Regions from separate parts of the Mus musculus genome. Here regions 1, 2, 3, 4, 5 and 7 are each linked to region 6. The links are chromatin loops, found by intact Hi-C in ENCODE. Cell type or tissue: heart. All regions are shown on one strand. Links, peaks and the distances in the headings refer to the core of each region. The heading gives the core; the rest is flanking DNA.

Evidence for each region. Peaks named below come from ENCODE experiments on the same cell type or tissue, not always from the same donor. Only the 100,000 strongest peaks of a DNase experiment are listed, where the experiment ranks them.
Region 1: it touches region 6 in a loop (5-fold over the local background); 9 of 42 quality-filtered maps call a loop at or near these places.
Region 2: a loop joins it to region 6, with 5 times the contacts of the local background. A loop is called at or near these places in 20 of 42 quality-filtered maps.
Region 3: it touches region 6 in a loop (2.6-fold over the local background); 23 of 42 quality-filtered maps call a loop at or near these places.
Region 4: a loop joins it to region 6, with 6 times the contacts of the local background. A loop is called at or near these places in 32 of 42 quality-filtered maps.
Region 5: a loop joins it to region 6, with 11 times the contacts of the local background. A loop is called at or near these places in 41 of 42 quality-filtered maps.
Region 7: it touches region 6 in a loop (2.0-fold over the local background); 9 of 42 quality-filtered maps call a loop at or near these places.

Annotation. Positions count from the first base shown.
Region 1 is chr7:139,206,287-139,210,710 of GRCm38, reverse strand. It overlaps a transcript of Stk32c not described here. Among named protein-coding and RNA genes, the nearest start is that of Lrrc27, 4.5 kb to the left of the region's middle. In heart, for the core only: a CTCF peak has its summit at 2,492 (motif pointing left); DNase peaks (open chromatin) are centred at 2,030 and 2,470; H3K27me3 peaks cover 299 bases.
Region 2 is chr7:139,388,704-139,393,127 of GRCm38, reverse strand. It overlaps Inpp5a (inositol polyphosphate-5-phosphatase A), which reads right to left and starts at 4,019. Exons shown (of 16, transcript NM_001127363.1): 1 at 3,664-4,019. The coding sequence starts at 3,738. Gm46004 (a long non-coding RNA gene) reads left to right here and starts at 3,981. Exons shown (of 2, transcript XR_001778314.2): 1 at 3,981-4,424. In heart, for the core only: CTCF peaks have their summits at 2,571 and 3,502; DNase peaks (open chromatin) are centred at 847, 1,237 and 2,517; H3K4me3 peaks cover 3,417 bases; H3K27ac peaks cover 2,854 bases.
Region 3 is chr7:139,244,876-139,249,299 of GRCm38, reverse strand. Pwwp2b (PWWP domain containing 2B) reads right to left here and starts at 818. Exons shown (of 3, transcript NM_001098636.1): 1 at 657-818. The coding sequence starts at 781. In heart, for the core only: a CTCF peak has its summit at 1,767; DNase peaks (open chromatin) are centred at 919, 1,149 and 1,749; H3K4me3 peaks cover 2,173 bases; H3K27ac peaks cover 3,783 bases.
Region 4 is chr7:139,231,629-139,236,052 of GRCm38, reverse strand. All of the region lies in intron 8 of Lrrc27 (leucine rich repeat containing 27), which reads right to left. Gm32315 (a long non-coding RNA gene) reads left to right here and starts at 963. Exons shown (of 3, transcript XR_389962.4): 1 at 963-1,556; 2 at 1,661-1,721; 3 at 1,940-3,064. In heart, for the core only: a CTCF peak has its summit at 930 (motif pointing right); DNase peaks (open chromatin) are centred at 202, 1,002 and 2,162; H3K4me3 peaks cover 774 bases; H3K27ac peaks cover 2,198 bases.
Region 5 is chr7:139,302,323-139,306,746 of GRCm38, reverse strand. No RefSeq gene overlaps it. Among named protein-coding and RNA genes, the nearest start is that of Gm32486, 7.6 kb to the right of the region's middle. In heart, for the core only: a CTCF peak has its summit at 2,231; DNase peaks (open chromatin) are centred at 2,226, 2,976 and 3,276; H3K27ac peaks cover 2,904 bases.
Region 6 is chr7:139,471,582-139,476,005 of GRCm38, reverse strand. The region is part of intron 2 of Inpp5a (inositol polyphosphate-5-phosphatase A); the gene reads right to left. Among named protein-coding and RNA genes, the nearest start is that of Gm46004, 85 kb to the right of the region's middle. In heart, for the core only: a CTCF peak has its summit at 2,607 (motif pointing right); a DNase peak (open chromatin) is centred at 2,645; H3K27ac peaks cover 1,929 bases.
Region 7 is chr7:139,117,972-139,122,395 of GRCm38, reverse strand. It overlaps Stk32c (serine/threonine kinase 32C), which reads left to right. Exons shown (of 12, transcript NM_021302.3): 5 at 422-459; 6 at 546-635; 7 at 937-1,040; 8 at 1,610-1,726; 9 at 3,030-3,155; 10 at 3,248-3,379. Among named protein-coding and RNA genes, the nearest start is that of Dpysl4, 34 kb to the right of the region's middle. In heart, for the core only: a CTCF peak has its summit at 2,808 (motif pointing left); a DNase peak (open chromatin) is centred at 2,795; H3K27me3 peaks cover 2,004 bases.

The DNA of each region.
Region 1 (4,424 bases), core at 270-4,269, 270 kb after region 6:
TGGTGTAATGTCCATGTGCTAGCAATCACAGGGTCCCCCTGCTGGGAACTGTGTCTGTAGGCACCTTAGGGAGCTACTGGGGACTTGAACACAGGAACTATAGAGAGTTCTGTGCACAATGATCACATCCTCTTTTGTTGTTGTTGGTTTTTTTGAGACAGGGTTTCTCTGTGTAGCTCTGGCTGTCCTGGAACTCACTCTGTAGACCAGGCTGGCCTCGAACTCAGAAATCCGCCTGCCTCTGCCTCCCGAGTGCTGGGATTAAAGGTGTGCGCCACCACGCCCGGCAATGGTCACATCTTATGGCTCTAGGTTCTTTTTAGAGCAGCTGCAGGAGATGTGCCTCTGCTGGGCCAGCAGGTCTGCAGAAGTCACTTGATTAATCAAAGACCTGCGGAAGACAAGGGGACACATGGATTAGTGAATTTCATGAGTCAACGGAGCATCTCATACCTCTGACTGACTGAGAAATGGCTGCCAGCAGCAGTGGGGAGGGACCTCTGTGCGACACACCCTTGCAATGGCTAAAGCTAAGCAACATTAAGGGACAGAAAGAGTGAATGATAATGCTGAAGCAAAAGAAGATGGAGGAGCATCCCGGCATCCCAGGCTGGGAAGAGGGATGGCAGGACATGCCAGGGGTGTACAGAATGGGGCTACGATTGGACATGAGCTCATATTGTCACAAATAAGTAAGGCCAGCCTAGTGAGGGCTCAGAACAAACTTAGTCTGTAATAACTACAAATGGGGCAAGAGCAGGTTGAGTTTATCCTGGACTCTAGGTCTCTGGGCATAGCTGTCTTTTGCTACTTTCTGGATTCTTTCTTCTTCTACCCTTTCAACCTGTAACACTAGGTATGAGAGGGGAAAAAAAAAAAAGAATAGAGGAGAAAGGGGACATCGTTATGTTAGAATACTTCCTGCTGATAAAGGGTGTCAAGTTCCTTGGGGCAAGTTTGATCTTTGCCAACAGGATATCTAATTTCTTCTTCCTTTTCTTCTCCCCCCCTCTCTCCCTCTCCCTTCTCCCCTCCCCTCTCCTTTGTGTATGACTACTTAACAAACCACAACTAACAACCACCACCAACCCTGCCTTTTGGGGTCCTAGCATTTATATACCTTCTGAAAAGTCCCCAGGATTCCATATGTCACACAATCACAGAAACTATCTGCAGCTGACAAAATCATGCCCCTGAGGCAAATCAAGCATGAGGCAAATCATAGCTGCTGTGGACAATCTGAGGTAGTTCCATATCCCACCCCTGGGATTATAACAAAATTCTTACTTTAATGGATAGCCGTATACTATCTCTCTCTCTCTCTCTCTCTCTCTCTCTCTCTCTCTCTCTCTCTCTCTCTCTCTCTGTTTTAAAGAAAACTCTCAAAATGTTATTACATCTGGGACTCATAAAGGGAGAAGGAGGGATAAGAGAGGGTGAAGCTGGATTCAGTGAGATCAGAGAAAGGAAACATACAAGAGAATGGGAATGGACCGGTCCGTGTGAGGTTCATCAGGGTTTGCACACTGGCCCCCAAGAAGTGCCAGCATTTAGGGGTGGCTCAATAAACAAGAAATGCTTTTGGCAGACTTGAGGGTTCCAGGAAGGTACCAGGGAGATGATCTTCCTAATGAGGGCTGAGCAATTAGGAAAGTCTTTATTGGCTGGAAAAGTCCCTGGCTGTAGATCCATCAAGGGCAGAATCTGTGTTCACTCATTGGAGTCTTGACCCCAGTTCTTCATCATGTCACTCTGCGGAAACAAGGCCGCTAGAGAGGTCACCGCAGTGAGATGTGGATTTCTAAGTGGGCCCTGATCCGGTGTGACTAGTGTCCTTGTAAGAAGAGCTCAGGCACTGCCACAGGACTATGGAGTGTGTGAGGACACAGGGAAATGTCATCTACAGGCCAGGGAGAGAGACCCCCAAAGGAACTGGTCCCACCATGCCTGCATCTTTTCTCCCAGTCACCACCAAAGTCGGGAATAAATCTGGTGTGTTAACCAGACCGTAGGACTAACTTGGCAACGAGAGCTGACTAAGTCAGCCCAGTCCAGGGAGAGGCAGGAAATGGGTGTGGGAGGCTGATGACAGTATCAGAGGCAGATAGAGGAGGAAAAATCCATCTTCCTAGGTATTTAGGCAGATGCTAAATACTGTCAAAACACTTAAAGTCATGGTTAGTGCTCATGCTAAGCTCTCTAAGGTCTTACAGTAAACCCTCCTTCCCACTAGTCAGTAAAGACCATGGGAGGTGGGAATGATTTGGATCTCCAATTAACATCTGTTGGACTCTCCTTTGCTGTCCTTGTGGCCTCGAGCCAAAGGATTGGCAGCCAAACCCTTAGACCATCACAACTATTTTCAACAACCCATAGATGTCCTGAGACAACTGCAACTGCTTGTTCTGGCTCCTGAAGGCACAGGCCATTTCAGATTGAGCGGTTATCCTGCAACCATTTTCACTTAGGCCAAAGAGAGCACACTGCCCCCTGGTGGCCGAGAAGAAAATCACTGTGACTGGTGATAATAGAAATTATGAAGGGGAAGGGCGGAAGGGGGCAGTAACTATCTTCAGAGAGGTGGTTATAACAGTTGGTACCAGTCAGAGGCCCCCAACAAAGGTGGTCTGTGGATGCCACCCAAAGTAGGGCCTGTGCATAATGTCAGATACAGTTTCCTGTGGTATACAGATGAACAGAATTCTTGTTTCTGAATATTGCTTCAAATGATTAGAAAGCCGGCTTCCACCTGTTATGGAGGATCATGGATCAGGAGTAACCTTGGTTGTAAAAGCGTGTAAAAGTGTGTAAAACCACATTTGGTAAAAGCGTCTGGACCAATGAGAGACTTTCCAGTTATTTGGAGACTAGTGTTTTATTTCTGGTTTCCATGGCTATCTAAGAACTTGAATTTTGAATCTCTCTATTTCTTTTCATTTCTGACCACTTCTGCTCCTTCAGCTTGTTACACTGGTCTTCAAAGAAGCTGCAACTGTCTTTGAAAAAGGATGCACATGCTGCATGCTTCAGAATCAAACACACCCGGGGGAGCTGTTGGTTTATGGGGTACAACATATGTAAAGGGGACGAAGAGCCATGTCACCTCCTTCCAGTGTCAGCTTGTCCACTTTTAGGAAGTGCTTTTGTGACTCATGTTCAGAACTCAGTATTTGTTAGACCAGCTTCGACCATAAAACCTGCTGTGTTGAAAGTGAACACACAGACTATGATGGACCCAGAGCCATGGTTCCCTGGGAAGAGTGCTTTCTCAGCATACACAAAGCCCCGGGTTCCATCCCCAGGGCTGCACAAACTGGATGTTGTGGCCCATGCCTGTAACCTGGAAGTAGAGGACCCAAAGTTCAGAATACCAGCCTGGCATACATGAGACCCTATCTTAAGAAAACAAAACAACAACAAAAGAGGCTTCCAGGTGCCTCTCCACTCACCAGATCTCTGTTCTTTGGGACTTGACTGAGCCTCAGTGTGGACCCAGCTTTCCTCCTCCTGTGGCCAATGCTTTCTACCTGGCTTTTCAGTGGTCACACCAGGCTAGGACTCAAGTTGGCTTTCCAGTAGTCACACCAGGCTAGGACTCAGGTTGGCTTTCCAGTAGTCACACCAGGCTAGGACTCAGGTTGGCAATTCTCACTGTCTTTCTTTTCCACCATTATGATCTTGCCTGTCTCACACAGAGCCTGTCACAGTCTGTTTTCAGGTGACTTTCTTCCCAGGTCCCTCTACAGACACACAAACATTAACAGCCAAGATCATATGCTCCCACTAGAACATAGTAACCCCGCTTCAGTAGGCTAGGAAGATGTAATGCAGCTGAAGCACAAGGACAAGACTTCAGAACAGCGATTAATATGTCCAAGGCCTTACAGAGGGCATAGAGAAATCCTGTAATGAAGTCTGAGAAAACACGAACAATAGAATGAAATAATGACAACAATTCACAACATTAACACAGAAGTCAAAAAAGAAATAGACTGAAAAACACCAGCAAAAATCCAAAATAAAATGGAACTGGAAAAGAAAAATTTAGGAAGTCGATCAAAAGTCACAGAGGTAAACTTCACTTACCAAATTTAAGTCTTGGAAGAGAGACATTGAAGGCATTGAAGACAAAGTAGAAGAGATGGCTACCTCTGTCAAAGAAAATGTTAATTCTAAAGAAAAAAATCTAGGCGCAAAACATCGAAATCTGGGACATTATAAAAAAATCTATAAATAATAGGAATGGGGAGGTGGGGGAGGGAAAGAAACCCAGGTCAAAAGAAAGTATTTTCAACAAAATTGTAGAAGAAAATGTCTGCAACTTATAGGAGGTTGCCTATCAAGGTAGAAGAAGCAAACAACACCAAATGCACGCACGCACACACACACACACACACACACACACACACACACACACACATCTA
Region 2 (4,424 bases), core at 307-4,306, 83 kb after region 6:
TACTAACACTGCCAGTTCTGCAAGACCATGTCTGCCTGGAAAGGGTCACTTGGGAGTTAACTAAGCAAAGCAGGAAACAAGCTCTAAATAACATCTTGCTCTGAATACATAGCAGGACCAGGCCAACACCGCCTGACCATGTAAGGGCGGGAGAACTCTGAAGCATGCCTACAAGCATTTACCTTCTCAGCTCACCACTAGTCCACACGTATGGAGTCTAGAGCTACAAACACAGCTGTTAAAGCACCAGCCAGATGGGCAGAACAATCATAGGCATGGCCCGGGTCACCCATTCCCTCTCTCCTAGTGACGTTCAATCAAACTAGGTGTCAGCCAGAGGCAATGTGGCAGTCACTACTAGAAAATGAGAACGTATCAGGTGCCCCTGGCTCCCTGGAAAGACACTTCTGAAGGGTCACCAGCTGGGACAGAGGTCCTCAGAGGCTGATGACTCTTCTCCCAAAGACTGACTGAGCCAAGGGTGTTTTGTCCTAACACTGTGCAATGACTTTAACTGTCTCACTCAAGGGACCGTAGAGCTTCCCTGCCCTGGCGCTGGGTATAAGCGACCAATTCCTCTGCCATTAAGCAGAGTGTCCCATGATGTTCTGTGCTTAACATTTTCAGTTTGACATTTAAAACAATGAGTACTGATAGTACAACACACACACACACACACACACACACACACACAGGCCAACTCTGTGGGGTCTTCCACAGTTGTTAAGAACATGAAACAAGTCTACCTACAGTGATGCCTTTGGACAAGACAACAAGGTCAAAGGGCTCCACGCCACCAAAGGCCCTCAGCAGCACAGCTCAGTAACTGCAGTGGGCCACCCTGCCAGGCAAGGATGCCAGCCAGAATGGCTGGTGAGACAAGAGCAGGCTGAACAACATGTTCTGGAGATCCCAGGGTACTGACGACAAAGCTATGATTAAAATTTACATACATGGGCTAGGGCCTATAGCAAAGCAGGGAAGGCCAGGGTTCAACCCCCAATTTAAAAAAAAAAATGTACATGATGTTTTAAGAGGGGTCACCTCTGGATTAGGAAGAAGATGGGAGCATAGGAGGGGAGACTTCTGAAACTACAAATGCAGAAACAAACCACCTACTGCTTGTGCATAAAAGGAAAAACTGCCTTTGGAGCCAGCATGACTGTTTCAAATCGGACACTTTCCTCCTGGGAGCTGATTCCCCCAAGCAACCGCTCAGGCCCTGGGCAGGGTAGTGTTTGTTTCCCACAGCAAGAACTTCTTTACACCGCTGGAGAGATCCATCTGTCACCAGGGGTGCATGGCACACCAAGGCGCACAGTCCAGCACAAGCACTCGCTAAGTCCAGTAGCACTGAGGAATTAAAATCTACCTCACTTGAGAATTGGCCACTTTCTCTACCCAGCTTCTTGCCACAGCACCCAGATCCTGACCAAGGAAGCAGGCCACAGAATATGAGTGTGCCCTTCTTGGTCATTCCATTGAGGGCATGCCTGTCCCTGGGGACTGGTTTGGAATTAACTTAGGTACAATTCATTAAGACAGACACTCTTTTGCGATATAAATATAGTGTAAAACTTCAGAGAGCCTTAAGAAAACAAGTAAAAATTCAGATACCATGTTGCTAAAAAGTGGGTTAAGGTGGCCATGGTGGTTATACCACCTTTAATCCCAGCAGATGCAGGTAGAGCCATCTGCCTAGTCCACACTCTAAGTACCTGGCCAGTGAGAGCTATGTAAGGGCTCTATACATAAAGAGGGTGAATTAAGTCACCCCCTTTAATATCAGCGGAAAGAAGTATGTACGTATCCAATTGAAACACAACAAAAACTCTAGAACTCAGAAATCAAAAATTACTAGAAAGAATGTTTCTCACAGCAAAATTATTTTCCCTTGGAGATGAAAGTGCCCCACCATGCCTAATTTTCCTGACATTTCTGAGGCTTTGAAGCCACAGCTAACGGATCTGAATCATCCGAACAAAAACCACGCTACAGTGACATGTTACTGGAAGGCCTAGAATAGAGTGCTAAATATACAGGCCCTGGTGGAAAAACGATCACACGTGAAACTACAGCAAGTTGTCCATTGCTTGAGCGGACAGACAGCGCCTCTCTAGCAGGGAACTAAAACACTGGCATGTCTGTAAGTGAAAATAACAAAATATAGCAGTAACGCCTGCCTTTTACTAATAAAAGCCAAGCTTACGCTGACTGTGAACCCAGCTCTGTGAGACTCTTCTCCCATGCTCTCTGCCAGGAAGGAAACAGGACCCTCGCCTGAAATCTACATCAGGCCTGTATCCAAGCCCTGGCACCATCCCGACTGTTCACCTAGGTAAGGGGGTGGGTGGAGAGGGAGGAAGGGGAGTCAGTGGCTCCAAGGTTTCATCTGTGGCATTACCCTTTCTTCTTCAACAAGCATGCCACTTGGAGCCGCATCCTGCTTTATTTGGGTTGGCAGTTTAAGTACCAACAGCGGGGTGGCACCATGGCTGCAATGCTGAACTAGGTCAGCCCCAGCCTGCTCCAGGGAGCTCCCAGTGCCCCAGGCCTCAGCTCCCTTCTGCCTCCCAGAGGAGAAGAAAGCCCAGGGTTCCAGGGTGGGACTGGAGAAGCCGTTCTACAAGATAAAGGCCTTTGGCATCATTTTTGGCCTTGAAGAGCTTTTCAGCACCTTCTCATTTAGTAAACAGGAATATAAAGTCCCCCAAGGCTTGAAGAGAGCTACCTCATTTGAGAACTAGTGCTATTGCAAGTTACATGGCAAAATGAGGTGCCTCACGCCTCAGGCCCCTCAGAAGACAAGACCAAGGGATGGGATATAGGTACCAGGACTCAGATGATGGAGCTCAAGGTTTGGGACTGAGGTCTATTGGGAGGAAGGTTCGGGGATGGGAGATGGGGTGTAGAATTAGAGGCAGGGACCTCACTCTGGGGCCAAGAGTAGGTGTAGGATCTGAGGTTTTAGGGTAGAGACTCAGAGTTCAGGGTCAGTGTGGTATGGGTTGAGAGGAACAGGACCAAAATTTTTGAAAGCTGGGTTTCTGGAACCAGAAATCAGACTTGGGGGATCAGAGTCAGAGACTGGGGGCCAGGGGGTGAATCAGAAAACCTGGGGTCAGCGTATGCTTGGGTTTGGAAGCCAGGACATCCAAGTATCAGGATTCTGGGTCAAAATTCCAGGTCAGTACTTGTGGCTCTGGAGTTCCAAGGCAGGAAAAAGATAGGGATTTGCTGTCTTGGGAGCAAAGCAAGGAACCAGCATCAGGATTCAAGGATCTGGACTGAGTCTGGGTTCCTGTAGTATGGGTTAAGACAGGGGTTCAAAAACTGAGTCTTCGAGTTTGGCCTCGGGTACCAGAAAAGCGGTGTTAAGGTCCCGAGTGTGTAGCTGGAAGTTTCCTGGCCTAGGGTACCCCCCTGCTATGGGGTCAGGGTCTGTCTGGGGCTTGGGAAAATCCTGGTCGGAGTCTCCAGCTGTGGGTAGGGGGCATCAGAGTCACACGTCCCAAAGACAACTGGCCCGGAGTCCGCGGCTATAGAAGACGCTGTAGGGGCCGGAATTTAGGGTCTCCAACTGAAAATGGGGATGTCAGGGTCCCGGGCTGGGAGACTCCTAGCCCGTAACCGCCCCTCCCTAGCCGACGGCGCGGCACTTACGTCGTCGAAGAGCGAGCCCACGTTGGCCGTGACCAGCAGGACCGCGGTGCCGGGGGCGGCCGCCTTCCCCGCCATGGTGCCCGGGCGGAGCGGGCTCTGGACTGGGTGGCGGCGGCCGCTTCCTGCGGGGCCGGTAGGGCTGGGGTCTCGCGGGGCCGCGGGGCGTCAGCTGCGCCGGGGGACAGCACAGGGGCGCATCGCGGGCTTGGCGGGTCGGACCGGGCCTGGCCGGGGCTCCAGCCTCGCGGTCGCGGCTCTTCGCTGCTCCGCGGCCCCGCGCCCGCTCGCCGCCGCGCCTCACAGCGGCCCGCGCGCAGCCATTAGACCCGCCGGGAAAGTTCCCGCAGCCGCCGCCGCCGACTCCGGCTGGGACAAGTCCCGCCCCACAGGAGGTGGGACCCTAGAAGGCGGGGCTGTCGGTCGCGCCGGGGGTGGGGCCTCCCTATGGGGCGGGGCCTGCACACAATCTACAGACTTGGGTCTTAGGCTCCCTGGCTCCGGGTCCACTGGAAGGGCGGGTTCTCGAGCCTGAGTCAGGCTGGGGGTGGGGTTTGTGCAGGGGCGGGCCTGCTCACAGGAGCTAAGCCTAGGGTGGGGCGGAGCCAACACCAGATGGAGGAGGGGAGAGGCGGGCATATGGGGCATTCCTGTCAGTCAGGCCCCTGAGTCCTCCCCTGGCTTTGCCCCGCCCTGCCGCGGTTACGCGCATATTCCACCCTCCACTCCCATGACGTCACGACCCTGTTACCAAAGCGCTTCTT
Region 3 (4,424 bases), core at 236-4,235, 230 kb after region 6:
CAGGCAGTGACAGCGCAGTGCCATGTGATTCTGGGTTCAGGTGGCTGTTCTGCGCTGCAGAAGCCCCTGCAAAGGGTATACAGGTGGTCTCAGGAGCCAAGCCCAATGCGCCCCTCCAGTAGAGGCACTGGCCCTGGAACTTGTATCTTCCACTCCCCCGCAAGGCGCCTCGCCCACAGCAGTGTTTCTACACCCCGCAGTCTCGCAGCTGGTCTCCACCAGCCACTCCTATAAGCCTTGGGCTTCCCCCCTCTTGTGACAGGTGAGGCCATAGCTTAACTGACCCCCTTAAACGAATCACGATTCTACAAACAGTCGAATTCAACAGTGCGTCTGAACAAAGAAAAGTGCGTTAATTATGGCAGATGTGCGGAGTTTCAGGCAAGGCTTCCCGTGCGTCCCGGCCGGCACCGCAGCCCCTCTGCGGGGCCGCACGCTCTCCTGCCCCGAAAGTCACCGCGACTTTGGGAGAGAGCCACTTTCGCACCCAGACCGGCGGCCAGCTGGCGCGCCTCGAAACCCCGGCCCAGCAGAAACTGAAAGCGGACGCCGGGCTTTGCTGCTCCTCTCGGAGCCTGCATTGGAACCTTGAATCGGTGGAGGAGTGTCCCGGGAGATTCCGAGGAGTCCCGGGCCCGCGACCCTGCCCCGCTCACTTTTTCGTGCAATCCAGCAGGATTCCGGCGAAGCTGCGCTCGCCACAGCTCACGGTGACCACCAGCGCGCCGTTGACGACCTGTTCCACCCGCACCGGCAACCGGCAGCCGGCCCGCGGCTCCATGCTCCCGCCGCCTCCGGAGGCCGCCCCCGCCCGCCACCGCCGCCGCCGCCGCCGCCGCCGGGTCAGCCCCGCGTGACGCCGCCTGACGTCACAAAGCTCTGTGTGCCGGCCGCCACCGCGGAGCTAGGCTGGGGCGCGCGGCCGCGGGCTGCGCTCCCAGGAGCCGGAGGGCGTGGGGCGGTCCGCCCGCAGCGTGCGCCCACAGCCGGCTCTCAAAGCTGGGCTTGCAACGCATTGCGGGGGCCCCACCGGGCGGGGAGAAGGGTTCGTTAATCTTGACGCCACGCAGGCTTGGAATGCCCCCTAGGAGGCCTTGCCAGGAACCGAGGGGTAGCGGGGACACTCCCCGGGTCCAGGCCCTTCCCCCACTCTGCTTCTCTGGGTTCCACCCCGGGCCCCACCTCCTTCCTGATCCTGTCCCGGGGCCACTCCCTGAGCCCGGCGCAGCCTGGGGCCCTTCCCCCATGTAGTCTGGGGGTCCCCTGTCTACCAGTTTGTGCTAGAGGACCCCGGCAGCGTCTTCTACGCACGACTCCTGTGTCCACTTGGTACTTGAAAAAGTCTGTGGACACGTGTATTTGAAGCGAATCAGGCCTGGCAGAGGAGACTCCGGGTGCCGAGGGACACCAATGGGGCCCTTACAAGAGGCCTAGTGTCACCCTCACTACAGGGCTACCTGGCACTGGGCTACCCAGGTGTGCTCGGCGCCTCCTAGGAGACTATAGTGCTCCGGTCTGTTTGAGAACCTCGCAGGGCGCGGGGCTGGCCAGCACTAGTGTTGGCAGGATTATTCTATCCAGAGCTCTTGCGTCTCCTGGGACTACTCGCTGCAGCACTCCTCGCTTAGTGTACAGTATGAAGAGCCACCTCCCATGAGCAAGAGCCAGGCTCCCCGGGCGTGTGCAACCGGGCCCGCGAGGGCAGCCTGGCCATGAGTGGGAGGTGGCGGCGCCCGGCGGACGGCTGACCGCCACCCTAGACCTCCTCCGGTTTCCGCAAGCACTTGCACTCTGAATCCGGATTCGGAATCCATAACTGACTGCCTCCAAGGGTCTGTCACGTTGCAATGACCAATGGCGTCTGTGAATCGGGCCCCTAAGGCTGACTTGCATCGCCATGACCCTGCATTGGAGGCACCAAAAGGGCAGAGAGGTACTGACCACGGATCTACCAGGCCCATGTCCTTTTCAGCTGGGGAGTGGAGTTCTTGCCCTGCTGGGACTTGCTTCAGGGCTGCTACCACTGACGCCGCCAAGGACAGCCGAGGCCGCCCTGGCGCCACTTTACCTTGCCTTAAGGCTACACTAGAGCAGATGAGAAAGTCTGGGCGGAGTCCAGCTGAGGGGCAGTCCCCCTCCCACAAACGTCTGTTTTCCTCACTCCTTCTCTCCAGAGCTGGGTGCTGCAGATTTTGGAGGAAAAAAAAAAAAAAAAACGCTGGCTACAGGAACCATTCCCAGCTCAGTTCCAGGTGGAGGGCTGGTGGGAGGCTGCCCACTCGCTCAACCCAGATACTAAGCATCTGTGCCTGAGTACTGGGGATGCCTGCTCAGTACAGCCTACAGCAGGACATCCCCCTCCCCCCAGCCAGTTCAGTAGCTTCCAAGCTGGGGACATCTATAGTCTGAGCAACTGTGGGGTAGTCCGAAAAAGGCACTTGAGCAAGCAGGTGCCCTTGTTCAGGGACTCCTGGTTGTAGAGGCAATATAGAAGACCTCTTCCGATGTGGGGCATGGACAGAGGGACACCGTGAAAACTGCTAGCTTATTGTGTGGATAAGGAGCTTGCTTCTATTAACTCCCAGATGTCAGCAAGAAGGGTAGTTTGGCTGTGGTAAGGGACAGTGGCTAGGAGGTCTGGAAGTCCGAGAGGCCCAGGAACCTAGGGTTCAGCTTGTGGCGGGAATCTCCTGGGCTGTTGATAAGAGAGTAGAGAGGAGCCGGAGGCCACCTGTGCTGTTTATCATGCCTGCCTGCCAGGTTTGTGCTGTGTTTTTTAGTGTATTTGGAAGCCATTTTAAAAAGCCTGTTCTCTGTTTGGTAGAATAGTTTAACAGCCAGAAAGGAGATGGATTTACAATTTAAACACAAGCCGAATTTCAGGGCCTTGTCCCAGCCCCACCCACCTGGACAGGGAAGGTGGCCAGCTGCAAGCTGCTTTCCCTTCGGAGCCTGGACCAGGCTTCAGGATTCGCCTTCCACAGCTGTCTGGTTCCCTCTTGTCACTAGCTCTGTGCCTGCCTCCAGTTTACAGATGACTTATTCCCTTGCAGGCCCTGTCAGGGCAGCGTGCTTCTGAGGTTCACTGACTCACTCCATAGCTTCAGTGGGGAGACTCTCAGGCCTCCCAGCCCATGACTGTGAAGGGCGCTACCCACAGCCATGGGCCTGCTGCCCCTGGGTTGCCTGGCCAGACAACACACACACACACACACACACACACACACACACACACAGAGAGAGAGAGAGAGAGAGAGAGAGAGAGAGAGAGAGAGAGAGAGGCATATACAGGCATGCATATACTCACTTATGCAGGCAAGAAGGCCAGCACACATGGGCCTGCCTCTTCTCTTTCTGAACTTACCAAGCCCTGATGCCTGGGCAGCCCACTCAACAACTTCTGAGACAGAATCAAAAGGCCTGGTTTGGGTGGAGACACAGAATAAGGCCAGTGCTGTTTAGGCCCTGGAGCTGGGTTCACTAAGCACTGTAGAGTACCCACTGAAGTAGCCCAGGGCAGGGGGCTGTGGCTAAGTCACTCTTCCCTGAATGTAATCCATGGCAAGGCCTCTTGTAGTCTTCGTAGCTAAACATCCTGGACCCCGAGAGATCATAGAGCTTTGGGAAGCTGGACTGGCCCCCTTCTGGCCATCCTGCAAGGGCTGCTCTGATGAGATCCTGTACCTAGAAGTCAGGATAATTGTGGCATTCTCCCACTAAGCAATATCTCAAGTCTAGGAAGAGAACCTGCCAGAAAAGCACTGGCTAAGGGGATGGACTCTGGGACTCTGCTTAAGACTGCAGTCTTCTGTGTGACCTTGGTGGGGGTGGGGATAGGGGGTGGAGTAGGGCTGCCTGTCAGCAGCCATAGAGCAGGGTCTGGAAACACAGCCCCATGCTGCCACTTCAAGCAGTCTGACTTCAGAGATCCATTTTACTATGGATCTGAATTGGGGTGATTTTAACGTTTAAGTAGTGAGGTGTGGGGAGGGAAAGACACTCAGGAAAAGAATGAGACAGACCCAAGCATGTATGTGGTCCACTTAAGAGACTCACACCCAGGCGTCCTTACAATAAGGTGGATTTGGTGACGTCTGAAGTTATGTCTCAGAGGCTGCTAAGGAACCTTTCCTTCAGCACCTAAGGACAAGATGGCTCCTGATGTGCACTGGATAGGTTAACAGAAAAGGTGAAACCCTAGGTCCCAAGAGTTATGTGGAAGTTGAGGATTTAATGTAAAATTTTTATGGGTATCTTTGTGAGATTCTGCCCAAATTTTTAAGTTTCTATCCAGATATAGTGAAGCTATATTTGAAGGTCATACACACACGTGAGCCTTAACCATGGTTCATTAGTATTTTAACATTTTTGGGAACTACTTGGGATTTAAAATGTCATATGAAGAGGAAGGTAGAGGCAACAGA
Region 4 (4,424 bases), core at 151-4,150, 240 kb after region 6:
TGTAATATTAAGGGGTTACTTGGAGTCATGAAAACAGCCCACTCCTTACAGCGCCCCCTAGGCACACCTCTTATTTCTAGACAGCCTGATGGCACTCAAGCTTTATGGCCACCCGTACCCTATTTGGCCTTGCTTACCCACTGTAGTCCGTGGAGACACTGGACTGGCAGCAACCCTGCTTTCTGCCCTACAGCCTGGGTCACCTTGTCTCCTGACTGCTGTGGCCTTTCTCCAGGGCCTCTCTACTCCCAAGTCACAGACAGATCCAATCCAGGCTAGTCTCCAAATTCTCCTCTGACTATGACCCAAGAGATCTGACTGTTTCCAGCTTCTCACTTATGCCTACCCAGTGCCCGTACCTTCTTTGCTCTGCTCAGTCTCAAGAGCCAAGCAAGGCTCAGCCCTAATCCTGGCTCCTTCAGGACCTGAGCAGTTCTGTTTACTCAACATTGGAGGCAAGGGAACTTCTTGTTTGGTTTTGGACCCTGGGACAAGAGACTAAGGTGCATATTTTACACATCAAAGCAGACATGGCCTCCAGGTTTTCCCTGCATCCCTCAGTCCCTACCTGGCATACCCTGCCCCCAACTCTGGGATTTCTTTCTCTCTCTCTCTCTCTCTCTCTCTCTCTCTCTCTCCTCTATCTCTCTGAGCATGTGTCCTTTCTCTCTTTCTCTCTCCTTTCCCCTCTTTCCCCACGGTGATTTCCCTGGCCTTGGTCCTTGGGGCCAGAGGGCAGCTTCCCAATAAACCTGCAGTTAATATCATCCAGTCTGGCTTGAATTGGCTCATTTCATCGGCAGAGAAATAACTTCTAACATCTTAGTGGTTAAAGACTAGAGACATTTCTATCTTCCTCCCAGGTCTTCTGCTGTAATGGTCAGTTTTCCTGCAGAGCCATTAGATGGCACCCGAAGCTGTTTCGGCAGCTCCAGGCAAGCAGATGTGCCTGGATAGGACATGCTAGTAAGGGCGACGAGGGCCACGTGACCAGTGCTGCTCGCCCTGCTGCCTCCAGGGGATGAGGTGGGGAACTAACTCACCCTCGGATTCCGGACCTTAAGTATGTGTGCGTCTGCCTGCAATGTGCAGGGTACGTGCATGGGGAGGCAGGGTGTGAGATTCCACGGCTGACTTGGTAGAGTGAGACTGAGTGGAAGAGGGAAAGGGAGTGAGCTTCCTGCCAGGGCCCCTGCTATGCACTATCTCCCTTCAAAGGTGGACTTTGAACTCAGCCAGACCCTGCCTCCTATCAGATCCCTGCATCTTCCCTTCCGAGCAGCAGATTTCCAGGGCTGGAATCTTATCTGCCAGCACTCGTAGTTCAAACCCAGCATGCCTGACACTCTGAAAGGCCTGGATCCCAGGAAGATACAGAGAGGGGACAGGAGCCACCACACCCTTCTTTTACAGCCATCCCCCACCCCGGAAATGCAGAGGGCTGGGGCAAAACAGAATTCCGCATGCTTGCAGACTGTGGCAGCTGCTTCACCACAGGAGATCAAAAGTCTTCCAAAGAAATTCCCGCAGAAAGAAATGCGTGATGGCAAGTCCAGGTGATATTCCCCCCCCCCCCCCATTAAAGTCAGACATTACTTGCTTTAAAAATTAAAGGCACGTGTTGGGGGTGGGGCTCATCTACACACATTTACTATTACAGAAAAATATAGGCAAGAAAAACTCATCCAAACACCTTATTCTCTATGAACAACAACAAAAATGTAAGTGCTTGAAAATTGGGCAACCTTTTAGGCCCGGGAGTCGGTGACTGGGGAAGGTTCTCACCAGCTTTACAAGAAAGCTTCAAACACACAAACACCATGGAGGCCCGGGGGGCGGGGGAGGGGGGGACGGGGACGGGGGTGGGGGCGGGCTCAAAGGTTACAGGCCAGGCTTCAGAACAACATGGAGAAGAGAAATATAAGCTTTTTCTGAATAGGGTGGTAGACCTGGAGTCTTACCAGTGTCCAGCCTCAGAAGTCTTTTACCAGGCTGTGCCTGCACAGGCTACGACCTACACACTCACGGGTCACAAGAAGCATGAGAAAGGCAAGTGGGCTCAGCCTGGAGCCAAGCTGCAAAGAAAGGCATTTTCTCACACATGGTGAGTACTCAGGCTTGGCACTCAGTGCTCAAGGCTGGAGCATCAGCTCCGCCCAGCAGCCTCCAGCCGTGCTCAGCACCCTAGCACCCTCTAGTGACCTCCTGCCCAACTGCAGGAGCCCGTACCGGCTGTGAACTCCCCCTAGGCTGGCACAGGGACACACCTTCTACTGTTGAGTGCCCACTGTGTGTTTGTTTCTGGAGATGACAAAATTCGCCACCAAGTGTCTTTGCTCACTGTGCCTATTAGACTGCTTTCATCTCTGAAGAATGAACCTGACGGAGTCGCCAAAGATACTACCTTGTTTGTTTGTTTGTTTGTTTTGAGAAAAGGCCTCATGTGGCCTCAAACTCCATCCTTAGCTGATTCTCCTGTCTCTGCCTTCCAAGTGTTGGGGTTACATCACAAGACAACCCCCAGTTTCTGTGGTGCTGGGGTTCTCCCCAGGGCTTTGAGGGTGTTAGGAAAGCCCTCATCACCTGAGAGATGTCCTCCATCTGCTTGTCCTGTTATTGGGATGATCTTCCAGGAGGCTGCTGGGGGCTGTACTCACAGACTGCTCACAGTGCAGGGCTCTCAGCTGGACCGGTGAAGTAGCCCACACACCATGGGCTCACTCCTCCAGCCATTTGAGGTTTCTCTTGGGAACTGCCTGTCACATCCTCTCCCTATTTCTCCCTTAATCTTTGGTTTCTTTAAAGAATTTTTTTTTTTAAAAAGAAGAGATTTTTGGTTTTGTTTTATGTGTACTGAGTTCTTTGCCTGCATGTGTGTGTGTGTGTGCCTGGATCCCAAGGGGGCAGGAAGATGTCAGTGGATCCCTTGGAAGTAGAGATGGTTGTAAGCTACCTTCTGAGTACTTGGAACTGAAGCCAGGTTGCAAGAGCAGCAAGTGTTTGTTGTAACACCTAAGTAATCTTTCCAGCCCCCCTCTCTGTCTGTCTGTCTGTCTGTCTGTCTGTCTGTCTTTCTTTCTCTCTCTCTCTCTTTCTTTCTTTCTTTCTTTCTTTCTTCCTTTCTTTCTTTCTAAGAAAGAAATAAATCCCTGGGTGTCCTGAAACTCAACTCTGTAGACCAAGCTGGCCTCCCCAGTGCTGGGATTAAATCAGTGTACCACCACTGCCTGGCTGATAAAAATATTTTTCATTTTTTTTATCACCCATGAAAAATCTGGGGAATATAGAAAGAATGATGGACACTAAAGTGAACACTTGGCATAGTACAATGCAGTGTTAAAGGAATAAGGAACACACATTCCTCTCTGACATCCCACCCAGTGCAGAAGGCAGTACCATGGTGGACCAGAACAGAGCAGCCTTCAGGATGTGCAGAGGGACCAAGGCTAGCTTACAGCATGCTTTCCCTGAAAGCCCCTGTGGTCCTCACGACATCATTTATAAAGATCCCGTTGCAGGATCCAGGATGGCTTTAAGGAACAACTCTTGAGAAAGGCTTCCTGGGTAAGAAGTGTACATGACACGAGGTGACAGGTCCTGTTTGAGTTGGAGAAGTCCAAATCTCTTGACCTTTCATCCCAGGAGATGGCAGACCTTTGTCTCTACTGGCCATGAGCAGGGGACCCACACCACCAAGGGACCCTACCTGCATCAGAATTTGAAATCCCTGCCCCGTGCTTTCTGTCACTCTCCTGTGACGTTCTACAGTAGCAAACACTTCCAAGGTTTGTTTGTTTCTTTTCCTTGTTCCTTAAGATAACAAACCATTGTTTGAGTTGGATGAGCAGCCTGTCCTACTCAGCCATCCGCTGCCCAAGCCCTATTGTAGACTAGCCACACCAGGCATCAGTGACAAAGGTCTCTGCTTCAGGCAACGTGCACTAGAAGTCAGTGACAAAGGGGCATGGCAGATGGTCAGCAAGGCCTCACTACAGGTTTGCTGCTGACGGGTTCTGGGGGAGATCAGTTAAGAACTGGAGTCTGGAGGCCCCAGTCAGCCACGCAGGAGAGCATGACTCCCAGCCATCCCAGCATGACTGCAATGGATAAACATGCTATCCCGAAAGGGATCAAGGCTGGTGTCTTAGTTTTCTTTTGCTGGGGAGAGATACCATGACCAAGGCAACTTATAAAAAGAAGTGTTTACTACCCAATACTAAACTTGCTTCCTTATGGTTTCAGCGGGTTAGACCATGGCCACCATGGTAAGGAGCTTGGCAGCAGGCAGACAGGCATGGCACTGGGACAGTAGCTGGCAGATTACACACTAAGATGACCATGAAACAGAGAGAGTGAGAGAGAGAGAGAGAGAGAGAGAGAGAGAGAGAGAGAGAGAGCGAGCGCTCACTGGGAATGGTAAAGCT
Region 5 (4,424 bases), core at 274-4,273, 170 kb after region 6:
TGCTTTTAATCCCAGCAATCGGGAGGCAGAGGCAGGAGGATTTCTGAGTTCGAGGCCAGCCTGGTCTACAGAGTGAGTTCCAGGACAGCCAGGGCTATACAGAGAAACCCTGTCTCAAAAAACCGAAAGAAAGAAAGAAAGAAAGGAAGAAAGAAAGAAAGAAAGGAAGAAGAGAAAAGAAACCCCCCCCCAAATTAGACCCCAGCATAAGTGATGGCTTCCCATAGCCACAGAGATAAAGGCCCTTTCAGGTAGCCTTCTCCAGCCTATATGATCTCCACCTCCCTGCTATTAGGTTGGAAGAAGAATGGAGTCTCAGGTAAGAGTCCTCTCACCCTCCCCACACCCTCTTTCCATAAAGAAATATCAGCAATCAACTAGTGGGGTTGTGACAGTCTCTTGTAAGCAAGGAAACACACAATGAATATAGTGGTTGTTTTGCTGGGAGGCTAACATTCTAAAGTACCTTCCTGTCTACACAAGTGCCCAGGTTCCCTGCCTACATACATCTGCACAGGTGCCCATCGCTCCACCTGCACAGGTCCCTATTCCCCTGACTACACAGGTGTCCACTTTCCTGTGTGCTCCTGGCTTCCCCACATGCACAGGTGTCCACCCCTGCCTTCTCCTGAGTCTTCTTTTCTCCTTTGTTGGTCCTTCTCTGGCTGAAGCCTAATCCTGCTCCATTGGCTCTGTTTTTGTTCCACAGCCTTTCTGCTAGTATTTCCTTTTTTGGGGAGCACATCCCCACGGCCCAGCCTCCTGAGAATCTTTGGGTCTCCTACCAGGTCTCCACACTGGAACGTGACTCCTGAGGCCCGTGGAGCTCAATCATGTTCTGACTAATTTAGAAACAACCTAATGAACCTAATTCTCAGCTCTCCCCGGAGAAGCACCGCCATCCGTCCTGGTTTTGGAGGCTGCCTCCCCATCCCTCTAGAAAGAGCTAAGTAACCCGATTTCACTTATCCTAAAGAAGGCACGAGATGTATACACTCAAGAACCAGGCTGTGAAGTGCAGGGCAGCAGGCTGAGATGTGTGAGACAGCTGTACCTGGGCAGGGTCATGCAAGACTTCCTGCAGCAAAAGAAGGAAGGAGATTCAGAGGTTTTGAGATCCTCAGGCCAAAAGGTCTAGTCTGCCCACACGCATTGCCTCAAGAGTCCAGAAGCCAGCCTGGTATGAGATGCTCCATCCATCCATCCATCCATCTACCCCTCTACCTAGTCATCTCATACATCCACCCATCCATCTATCTATCTACCCAACCATTTGTTCATATCCATTCACTCATACATGCATTCCATATATACATCCACCCATGCACCCATTCTTCCATCACCCATTCTATCTCTATCTATCTATCTCCACCCACCCATCCACCCACCCACCCACTTATCCATTCATCCACCTGGTATCATTCAGCACTCTTACAAGCAGCAAAACAATTGCTGGAGACTGAGCCTGGAGAGGGGAGAGGGCACGGCTGCCACCAGGGAGGAAGGAGGGAGACAAGAGAGCCAATCAGAAATGGGGACCAGAAATGGAGAAACATTAGCCAGTGGGACAGGAAGAATAAAGAAGATAAAGAGAAGATGCTGAGAGCTAAATTAGCCTGGGGTATGGACCCAGACCCTGATGCCATTTTACTTGCAGTGAAACAACTTCCGATCTGTGGGAGGAGAGATACATGGAACCCCATATGTCTAGGGCCAGGCAGAATCTCTCAAGTGCTGGGGGCCAGGACTCTAGGAGCCATTATTTCTCTTAGCACTCTTAGGTGGGCCTCCCAGGTTCAAAGTGGGAGACCTAACAGAGCTGCAGCTGTGGTCAAGTGCAGCTCAGGGAGCCCCTTACTGGCCCCAGGGAGGGTAGAGCCCATTCAGATCTGCAGTCCAGCCAGCCAGAGGCAAGAGGCATCTGCATCAAAAGTTAGCCTTGCGTCTCTCAGGAGGCCTCTGCAAGCAGACACAAGCCACTATCCCAAAGTATATAGCTCTCACTTCTCCAAGTGAGCTCTCAGGCCACCTGGAAGGACCCTGAGGCCATTCACTCTCACTTCATTTTGTTTTGTTTTGTTTGAGATATAGTTTCTCTATGTATAGCCTTGGCTGACCTGGAAGTCGATCTATAGCTGACCTTGAACTCAAGAGGTCTGCCTGCCTCTACCTCTGTCCCTGCCTCTGCCCCTGCCTCCTGAATGCTGGGATTAAGGGTGTGTGCCGCCACCACCCGGCCACTGGTCACTTTCACTATTAGAGACACTATGCAAGAGGAGGGGCATAGGCTGTTGAGATGTCTCAGAGGGTAGAGGTTCTTGCTACTAAGCCTGGCAGCCTGAGGTAAATCGCTGGGGCCCACATGATGGAAGAAAATGGACTTCCACAAGTTATTCTCTGACGTGTGTGTGTGTGTGTGTGTGTGTGTGTGTGTGCACGCGCGCGCAACATATTTAGGGTCCAAGTCTATCTTTAGTCCCAGCACTCTGGAGGTAGAAGCAGGCAGGTCTCTAAAGTATCAGGCCAGCTGGAACAATATAGTGAGACCTTGTCTTTAAAGAGGGAGGGACTGGGTGTGGTGGCTCATACTTTTAATACTGGGACTTGGAAAGTAGAGATACGTGGATCTCTATGAGTTCAAAGCTAGCCGGTCTACAAATAGAATTCCTTGACAGACATAGATAACTATGTAAAGAGATCCTGTCTCAAAAAAATAGAAACAGAACAACAAAACCCCCAAAAGGAATAGATAGACAGACAGACAGACAGACAGGCAGACAGACATGAGCAGAGAAGCACTAAGCAGGCTGCACATTGCCAGCCTGTGTCATCAGTCACTATGTATATCCAAGATCAGACAGTTCTGTTTGTGGTCACGTGGGCACCAGCAAGGGGGCCAAGGACAATGGGACATAGCTTTCCAGCTGCACCACTCTTAAGCCAAACCAAGCTGGTGTAGAGAGCACACACAGCCTGTCAATTCCAGGACTGCCTGATAGAGTGTCGGAACCCAACACTTAGCTCATTCACAGTTTCGTGAATATAAAAGCACCTGCCCTCTGGTGAGAAATGTCTGGGAGGAAGTTTCTGAGGTTATCCCAGGTCATGCATACATTTGACTGTAAACTTCAGAGTACCAGTCATGAGTTTCTTCAGGTTTGCTGCCAGAAGGGCTTTTTGGATGGAGTTGCACGGTGTTCTGCTGGCTCTGGGCAGTTTCCTTAGAGCACCACGTATTCTGGAACTGCTCACACAAGTGTGGGGTGCCCTCTGCTGGCAGAGCTGAGAATGGCAACACCCCGAGATGGCAGGGCTGTATCACAGGGCTAAATTATGACTGTGAGCTGTGGGCATTCTCTGTGACCCACTGGAGTGGCTGTCATGGTCTAGTGATGCCATTTAGACCTGCCATCTCAAGATACTCCTCTTGGTACCCCACCATCACCACCCCATCTGCTGGCTTTGGGCCCTTGTAACTAAGGTGGGTTACCTGGAAGGGTAAACACTTCAGGGGCTCCTTGGCATTCCCCCCTGAGAAGTATCTTGGCATCTATGGTAAGTCAGCCATGTGTTTCTGATCTCACCCCACTTATCGCCAGCCTGTGCCCACAACCCAAAGGCAGTCAGGGGCATGGACACAATAGGAGCTACAATCCCCATTTGCTCATCAGCAATGATGTTCTGAGCTGCCAATCACTGGTGTCCTCTGGCCTAGCTAAATCACAGACTGACCCAGGCATCTGTCCTATGCTGGATAGGTACTCATGCTACATCGTGTCAAGGAGTCTCTACTTCCTGAGTCTTTGCCTGGACAAGTCCTTATGTGAGCTTCCATCATTCCCTGCAGCTGAAGCTAGAAACTTTGTATTGGTAGCTAATTCATGCCCTCTGTATAGCTCATTCTTGCAGACTTCTCTCACCCATGACAGGCCTTATTGGGCTCTTTCTGGGTTTGGGTGGTCCCTCTGCCCTGAGGGGGGCAGTGTCCTTGTTCAGCCAGCCATTCCTGAAGGAGGCAATGTCCTTGTTCAGACCCTATGAAATAGCCAGCCATTCCTGGGGTTGTCCTCTTGTTCAGCCAGCTATTCCTGGGGTTGTCCTCTGGAGAGGTCCAGAACAGATAAAGGGGGAAGTGACAAGGGCTAGCCATGCTAAAAGGCCACCACTAAAACCTTGTCTGCAGGGACTACAGAACACTGACTCCTCCTCCCCAGCCCTGTCCATCAGCCAGCAGCAAGCAGCTGCGCTAGGCCACAGCCTGGGGGAGAAACCGGAGCTGGGACCTACCAGGGGATGCCTGTTGTAAGAGCAGGCTTACCAGCGAGGCTTTCAATATGAGAAGGCCTTGCTGGGTACCGCTGGGTACCACGTCCAGCTTTCCTGTGTGTGATGGTTATGGTTAATTGTCAACTTGATACAATGTA
Region 6 (4,424 bases), core at 243-4,242:
AGATGCACCCAGAGAGGGACTTAGCCCTGCCCTGACTGCCTCAGAAAAGCAAAACCCAAACACCCTCGCAAGTCGCAGGGTCCTGAACCTGAACAGAGAATCTGAAGCCTCACAAGGGTGACAAGGACAACTCTAGAAGGGTAGCTGGCCAGCTGGCAGGGGTCAAAGGGTGCTTCACGTTGTCAGTTACATTAAATTTTTTAAAAGTAAAGTATGTTTGTGTGTATCTCATACAGTAGTAGTGAAGACTTTAAAGGAACAGAGCAGTGCTGAGAAGGTGGGCTGGGACTGTCAGACGAGTCCTGACCTGACCAGGCTGTCCAGGACATACCTCACCTCCTAACCTCACTGGACCTTCACGAGCCTCCCATCTGCCAGCTGTGGGCTGTGTGGCACAGGCTTGGGACTGATTTGCCTCTTTAGGAACATGAACCCAATGAGTGGCACACTGTACCCAACAACATCACCAAGAGCTTTGCCTAAGTCCCTGCACATCAGTGACTCCATCTTGCCCTGGATTTTACTCCTCACCACTGACGTCGGTGCCCACACTGGGCTAGTGGTTTGGGGATCACCTCATGATATGATCACACCACTGTGTGTCTTGGGGCCAGTTTTTGTCCTGCCTAAGCTACTTCTATACATTAAAGATGAGGCTTCCCCAACAGGTGGTAGGAAGTAGCCATGAGCTGATGTGAGGAAGGGCTGTGGGTCACTGCCACTTGGCAGGACTCCTTTGCTTCATTCATACCTGGGCACATTTGACCTGGGCCTCAATCTGTGTTGGACTTGGGGATATGGAATTCACAATGATGATCACAACACATCTGCCATAGTCAAGGAAGCAATGGGCACTGTTGTCTCCTGAGATCCCAACAGTCTGTGTGACTGGGATACGAGGAGTGGTCACCTCAGAGGACAAGGCTGGGATCCCACTGGGCCACAGCAGCAGCACCAGGAGCATGCTCTGGGTAGCCATTCCTTGTGGGTTCCACACACTGGTGCCAGCTAAGCCACTCTAGTAACAGGGCACGCTTCTCTCATGGGAACACACACCTAGGACCTGTCTAACTAGCACTCAAACAGGAATCTCATTCAGAACTATATCCTGGCGCTCTTCCATTGACCCATTCTCGCCATGGACTGATATCTGGAGTGTTTTGTAGGTGTGCCTGTTCTCCTCACAGACTGATATCTGGAGTGTTTTGTGTGCCTGTTCTCCTCACAGACTGATATCTGGGTGCTTTGCTGCTAGCATGCTCTTTCTCTTTATGGAGCATGTTTGTTTTAAGAACAAGCAGCATGCTTACCTTCATAACAGATTCTTCTGCAGGCCAACACCACACATCCATTGTTAAGAAAGCCCTTCTAGGGGCTCTGGTATTTTCAAGCTCTATGTAAGCTGAAATCTACTTTTGCTCAGCCTTCATGATGCATGTCCCCGGCCCCCTCCCTCGTCTATAGGACCTCTTCTCTTGCTTCTTTGGCTACAGCTTTCTTAGGTTGGAGGAATTTTTTAGTTGTATGACACCTACCCACCATGTGATGCGTGAGTTCCCCTTGGGTGGAAGCATAGATGATTAATGAACATATCACATGACATAGGGTTGTAACTGGAATATGAAGGAGGAGGGGAAGAGCAGAGCAGAAAAAGTAATTTTAAACAACAACAACAACTAAATGCTGTCTTAGTTTGCTGAGATGTACAGTCTCTAGAAAGTCAATGGATTCCTGGCAAGCTAAGCCAGAGAAAACCAAATATCACCAGACCTATGAGACCCAAAGACTGGAAAAGTTCACGAGAGCAAAGTAACGGAACACAGACCCAGCGAAGATGCTCCAGTTCCTCTGATGTCATTCAGGGAACAGATTCTCATGTGACAAGAATACAGGCCACATCCATCAGGAAAGAAGGCAAAATAAGTACATTTTCAAAGAAGAAGAAAATTCAGGAAAATCCCTTCCACAGACCTGCTCTGCCCCAAGCAGCACCAGGGACGGTTGTGTGCAGGGGCCACTAGGATTCGTGGAATGGAGGAAAGGTCTAGGTAAGCAGAAAGATAGCTTCTTGCTGTTTTAGATACATAGCTTCTAAGGTAACTAAATCCACACATTTTCCCAAATTTCATATATACATATATTATATATATTAAACACACACACACACACACACACAAAACACAGAAACCGTGATATGTGTGTTTATACATAAGCAAAACAACCCACATCTCAGCCTCAGTGTGACTGAAGATGATATAGCGGCACTGCTAACACACCCTGGATCAGGGCTTCTGGAGAGACAAAAAGTTAGGTCAGGAAATGGAGTCCCCAAGATTCTGGGGCAGATTCCAGGCCATCCGTGCATGGGCTCTAGGGAGATCTCGGGGGTCTACAAGTTAGAGCAGGTCGGCACACAAGAGAATCATCTGTGGCAGGCTTCCTGAGAAGAAAATAAAACATAGAGAAGCCACCTGGGTCGGAGGGGAGTAAAGCACAAGGGAGGAGATGTCCACAAAGGAGTTTGAGAAGTCAAGAACCATGATGCTCAAGAAGAAGCCATCAGGAAATAAGCCACAACCAGCCAGGGTACCTGACTCAGCAACTGACAGGAGAGGGCGCCAGCACACCAGGAATCTCGCAAGCTACCACCACAGCTGGGAACAGCAAGTTCCAGGAGTCCCTGGCATGCTGCTGAGGGTTAAAAGTCCTGCATACAGAGAAGCCTCTACAGGATAACCATGCAGCAGAGTAAGCTAAGCTCACTGTGACCACAGAGCCAGAACCACCACAAGAAGAAATGAAGAGCCAAACAGGAGACGAGGACCACAGTGCTCACGGAATAGAGTGATGGCAGGAAGAACAAATCACAATGGGCACCAGGAAAGAGCAAGCAAGGAACCTCAGCACTGTGTAAGTGAGAAGTCCTGTTAGGCAGGAAGGAAGCAGGAGGAGGGAGTGACAGCCAACCGGCTGGGAGGAGGATACAGAGCTGAAGCAGGACAGAGCAGAGCAGCACTGGCCACCATCACAGGAAACAAGATTGAATTTGCCCAGAAACAGGCCCCTAGAGCACCCGAAACAAACTTGAAAACATCTCCAAGGCCTCTGGAGCAAAAGCCCTACAAACAGTAACAGCAAAAGCCCAGCCTGGGACTGGACTCTGCAAAAGCAACGTCAAAGGAAGGAAACCATAGAAACACCTTCAGAAACATTTCAAGGGGACAAAGTACTATATCCACTGAGGGTACTGCCAAGCCAGCTTCTCATAAGGAAATGGAGCATGTCTGTCCCAACAGTGCTCTAAGACATCTAGGTGATCCAGGTAGGGACTATCTGTTTAGGCCTTGCTAGCCACTTGTGTGTGTGTAAGAGCTGAGCTTTCAGGGAGAACATAAAACCAGCTACAGGCTATGCCCCACTTCCTAAAACAAATTTGGCTAACAAGGTGCAGATCCCAGGTTCAGTCACTGATAGTGCCTGTTAGGTTCTTCAGCACCCACAGGTACAACTATACACTACATATAACTCTTTACAACCTCAAGGTTTCCACACAGATAGGGGAGCATTTTTACCTCTTCCATCATGTACCCAATCTGATGTTGTCACCAATGACAAGCCATATATGGAACAGTGGTCTCCAGTAATGGAACTGGAAACCCTACCACCTCATGATGGCATGGTGTTGGTGTCTGTGGTAATGCCAGCACACAGCCACTATTGCACAGATGACTGTTCCTGGTTTACATATTCAGTGTGCTGTATCTTCAGAGATAGAGTGTTCTACTCCTCCTTCCTAAAAAAAGACTTCTCTAAAATGGTCTGCCTACAGTGCAGCAGCAGCAGCCTCCTCCATCTCTAATCATCACACCCCCTTACTACATCCAAGGGCTACCCTGAATGCCTGCCCTGGCCACCAAAGTATATGAGTATACTCTGGATGCGTGCCTAGCAAAAGTATCTCATGACATGCTTCTCAGAATGAGTCCCTGCTGTTAATTGACACATGACTGTGTATCACAAAACTAGGGCAACCACTCAAAATGCCAGTAAAAAGGCAAACATCTAAAACATAAGTCAGAACAGAACACAAAACACAAAACAAAGTAGGAATGAGAAACAAAGAACAAAAAGCAGAGTATGCACGCAGCAAGCAAGCATGAAGGGCAGACCCAACCCAGCCCACTGATGCTCACAATAGCAAGTCTGGACCTGCTCTGAATGATGTGGCTGTGTAAAAGGAAACAGTTCTTTGAGATTGTCCCCAGAACCAAACCCACTAAGACAGCTCACCAGCTGGCCCTGGAGTCAGTCTGGACAGCCGGTGGAAGGTGGTAAGTTGTAGAGAGGCCTCAGGTGTGCTGCCAACCAAGACCCCACATTAGGAAGGCACAGGTTTGAAGCACTTATTCAAAGAAAGAGCCACT
Region 7 (4,424 bases), core at 316-4,315, 350 kb after region 6:
TGCTAGATGTGTTCCTAGAAGTCAAGGTGGAGAGGACTGATGTCAGATTGTGAGCAGAGTGTAGACAAGTCCTCTTCTGTGCAGTTCCAGGGGTCTAGTGAGGGCATCATGGGAACCCGGCCCTGAGGGTCTTCTACAGTCCCCAGAGGCTTCCAGCTGTAGGTGCCTTCTGCACCTACATGTCCTCTGGCCAAGACTCCATGGATTGCTGGTGGCTCCCTTGTAGCTGTCTTCTAGGAGGCCCTGGTGCCCTCTGAATAGTGTGCGGTATGCCCTCTATGACACTAGGTTCTATGTTAGGATTCACTCTAAAAGCCAAGCCTTCCAAGCCTCTGCCTCTGATGGGAGCATCTGTCAGAGACGTCAGGGCATGAATAGTGTGGGTCTAAGCTCATTTTCTTGTTACCTTCTGTCCTCCTAGAGATGTCAAGCCTGACAACATCCTCCTGGATGAACAAGGTGAGTCCCTGGAGCTCTGGGACACAGAGAGGAGCATGGGTACCCGGCCCAGGACCTGGAAAGCCATGTCTGCCCTTTCTTCACAGGACATGCACACCTTACTGACTTCAACATTGCCACCATCATAAAGGATGGGGAGAGGGCGACAGCTTTAGCTGGGACCAAACCGTACATGGGTAAGCCAAAGGCGTCAGATGACACCTGACTATGCAGAGCCATGCCCCTGCCTAGTCCTTACTCCATAGTCAGATAAAGTCTTAGAGCAAAGGACCTTGGGGTGCAACCAAATGGCAATGCAGTGTTTTATCTGCTGTGGGCTGGTCCAGAAGGGGGCTCCTCCCTGCAGGTGGCACAGTGCAGAACTGTGGCGGGTAGGGTTCTCTTTTAGATCTGGTGCAGACCTGGCTGGCGGTGTGATACGGGGTCATCAGACCCTCTAGCCCCACAGCTCAGCTCTTTCTTCTCTTCGTTGGAAAGCTCCAGAGATCTTCCACTCTTTCGTCAATGGCGGGACTGGCTACTCCTTCGAGGTGGACTGGTGGTCGGTGGGGGTGATGGCTTACGAGCTGCTACGAGGATGGGTACGGAGCCTTGTAACCCTAAGCTAGCCACTTCCTTGCCCCGGACTGGCTGAGAGCCATGGATGGAGGATGATACCCCTCCCCCCATAACCTCAGAGGACTCGGGCTTTTAAGCATATTAAGACAGATGCCTGAGTTAGCAAGTCTCCTTGGGTGGCTGGTGGTGGATGGGATGTTGTATGCAGCAGGTTCTTGGGAGGGACTTGCTTTTCTCTAGGGGCAGAGGCAGTGATCTGCGTAGGTCTCATACGGTATCCTCTACCATTCCATGGAGCCCCAAACCTGGAAAAAAAAACCAGCACCTCCTGTCCTTTTGGACTGAACCACCCAGGCCTCAGAACCACCCTTGGTGGTGGTAGAGGGGGCATACCCTTGACAGATGAGCTTCTGGCCTCTGATACCCAGTTCAGTCGGGGCGCAAGCTCTACCCCCTGGCCTCTGGATCAGGTGGCTGCTGTTCTCAGAGCCTGGCCTTCACCTGGGCCTGAAGCTGGGTTCCTAGGGTGTTTGTACTTTTGTCTGGGTGCCATGCTGGGGAAGGCACTGGTGTAGTGCTTCCCTGCCCACAGAGACCCTACGATATCCACTCGAGCAATGCTGTGGAGTCGCTGGTTCAGCTGTTCAGCACTGTGAGTGTCCAGTACGTGCCCACCTGGTCCAAGGAGATGGTAGCCCTGCTGCGAAAGGTGAGCTCCCTCCCCTTCCCTTCTCCCAGAGTACCCATCCCTTCTGAGCTCAGGGAGACACCCCATCTTTCCATGGGCTCAGACTCCTTCACTAGCCCAGCCATAATCTTTTCTGGCAACTACTCTGAGACCCTGTGTGCCTCAGAGAGAAGGAATCTGCTACCAACATGTAGGTTTCTTGTTCTAGCAGCAGGCTCTCTGTGTTGGGCCCTCCTGGTAAGCTAAATATTAGCACACTCCAGTCTGTAATCCCCATCAGGAACTAATGTGACAGGACGTGGCTATCACCCACCTCTCATGACGCTCAGACCCAGGCAAAGACGGCATCAAGCCTTCTGCATCACACGTGTAGTGCAGGAAGAGGGTACCAGGATGACACGTAGCTCAAGCTATGTTCTAGTCTCCTTTACCCCTGACCACACTACAAAAGGTGCACAACACTTCTAGGGAACAAATTAAAAACCAACCCAAAGCCGGGTGTGGTGGTGCATGCCTGTAATCCCACCACTTGGGAGGCAGAGGCAGGCAGATTTCTGAGTTCGAGGCCAACCTGGTCTACAAAGTGAGTTCCAGGACAGCCAGGGCTATACAGAGAAACCCTGTCTCGAAAAAACAAAAAACAAACAAACAACAACAATCCAGCCCACCTCCCACCCTGTACCTTACAGCTAAGCTCTGTCTATAGCTGCTGGTAGGAGGATGGAGGATCCCAGACATTAAGGACACAGGGATGGAAGGATCCAGGCCATCAGGGACACAGAGACACTATATATCCAGGGACTGGGCTAGGGGCTGTTTAATCACAAGAAGAGCTGTTCTCTAAATAATGTTGATTGAAGTATTGGAAGGGGTAGATCCAGAGAGCAGAAGCTATAGCCAGGACAGGTGTGAAGAAAGGGCTATTATATACGAGACCTGACCAGGAGGCACCTGGCCCTGGTGATCTGATGTCCTGATGCAGTGCGGGTATGAATGTTTCTGGAGTCTGGAGGTGTTACTTGGAAGCTTTGCAGTAATTAGTTGGGCCTGCATGCTAGTATGAGAGTGTTAGCCAGGCCATCACTGCCACCTGCTGGCAAATCTTGGCAGGACGTCCCTGCAGCTCCTCTGTTGTCCTTGGATATGGGGCACTGGGATCAAAGAGTCCCTAGGGCCATATCCTTTGATGCCACCTTTTCTCACAAGCCACTTTCGATCCTGAGGTTCCGAGCCTTGTTCTATGGACACCTTCAAGGGTCGCCCCAACCTGAGACAGGTGGCCATTCTTCTTTGGGGCTTTATCTGAGAGGGGCCCTCCTTGCAGCTCCTCACCGTGAACCCTGAGCACCGGTTCTCCAGTCTCCAAGACATGCAGACAGCCCCATCGCTGGCCCACGTGCTGTGGGACGACCTGAGTGAAAAGAAGGTGGAGCCAGGCTTTGTGCCCAATGTAAGCCCCGAGTGCCCAGACAGGTGGCTCCAGGCTGTTGGGGTGGTGGTGGAGAACCCGCAGGCTGGGCTCAGTACCCTGTCTCTCCACAGAAAGGCCGCCTGCACTGTGATCCCACCTTTGAGCTGGAGGAGATGATCCTTGAGTCGAGGCCTCTGCACAAGAAGAAAAAGCGGCTGGCCAAGAATAAGTCTCGGGACAGCAGCAGAGACAGTTCCCAGTCGGTGAGTGCGGGCCTCAGGGTTCAGGTCCTCCCCACATCTGTCTGTGGCATGCAAGGTCCCATCACAGCGCTCTGCATGGCCTCTGGGCAAAGTATGCATTCTACAATCAAGCAAGAGTCTTCCTAAAGTCCCAAGGAGGCCTATGACCTTCCCTCTACCTTTCCCGATTCCCTTGTCATAACTCCCACCCGCAGCCTGTCTGCACAGCTGCCCACAGCTATTTGCTCCTGGCCAGTAATTACCTGGAGAGCCAGGTGTGGGCAAGAGCAGGCACTCAGGGTGAAAAGCCCCGGATGCTATGCCCAGGGACATTAGTGCTCTGGTGACTTGTGTCCTGTTACATTGGTGCTCAGGTGTACCATATCCAAAATCAAAGTGACAAAGCTCTGCTCTCCTAAGGCTCCAAGAAGGAAACCATTCCCTGCCTCTGACTGTGGGGCTAGCTGTCAGAGTATCCCATGTAAAGTCACACTCACTAGTCTTAGGGTTTAAGTTCTCAACATATTTGAGGGTGAGGAGTCACCGTTTAGTTCCTAATACCAGGGTACAGATGCGACGTGCAGGAGAGCAACTGTTATGTGTCGAGTAGTGGTGATCAGTGGTCAGTGTTTGCCTACCTTTGGGCCTGTCTGAGCCTGGCACTCTGGAGTATAACTTCCCAGATCTGTGTTGTCCTAAAGAGGGTTGTATTAGTCAGGGTTCTCTAGAGTCACAGAACTTATGGATAATTTCTAAATAGTAAAGGAATTTATTGATGACTTACAGTCGGCAGCCCAATTCCCAACAATGGTTCAGTCGAAGCTGTGAATGGAAGTCCAAGGATCTAGCAGTTACTCAGTCTCACGCAGCAAGCAGGCGAAGGAGCAAGAGCAAGAGCTAGACTCCCTTCTTCCAATGTCCTTATATTGTCTCCAGCAAAAGGTGTAGCCCAGATTAAAGGTGTGTTCCACCACACCTTTAATCCCAGATGAAAGGCCTAGCCCAGATTAAAGGTGTGTTCCTTAACTCGGAGATTCAATCTTCTGGAATCCATAGCCACTATGGC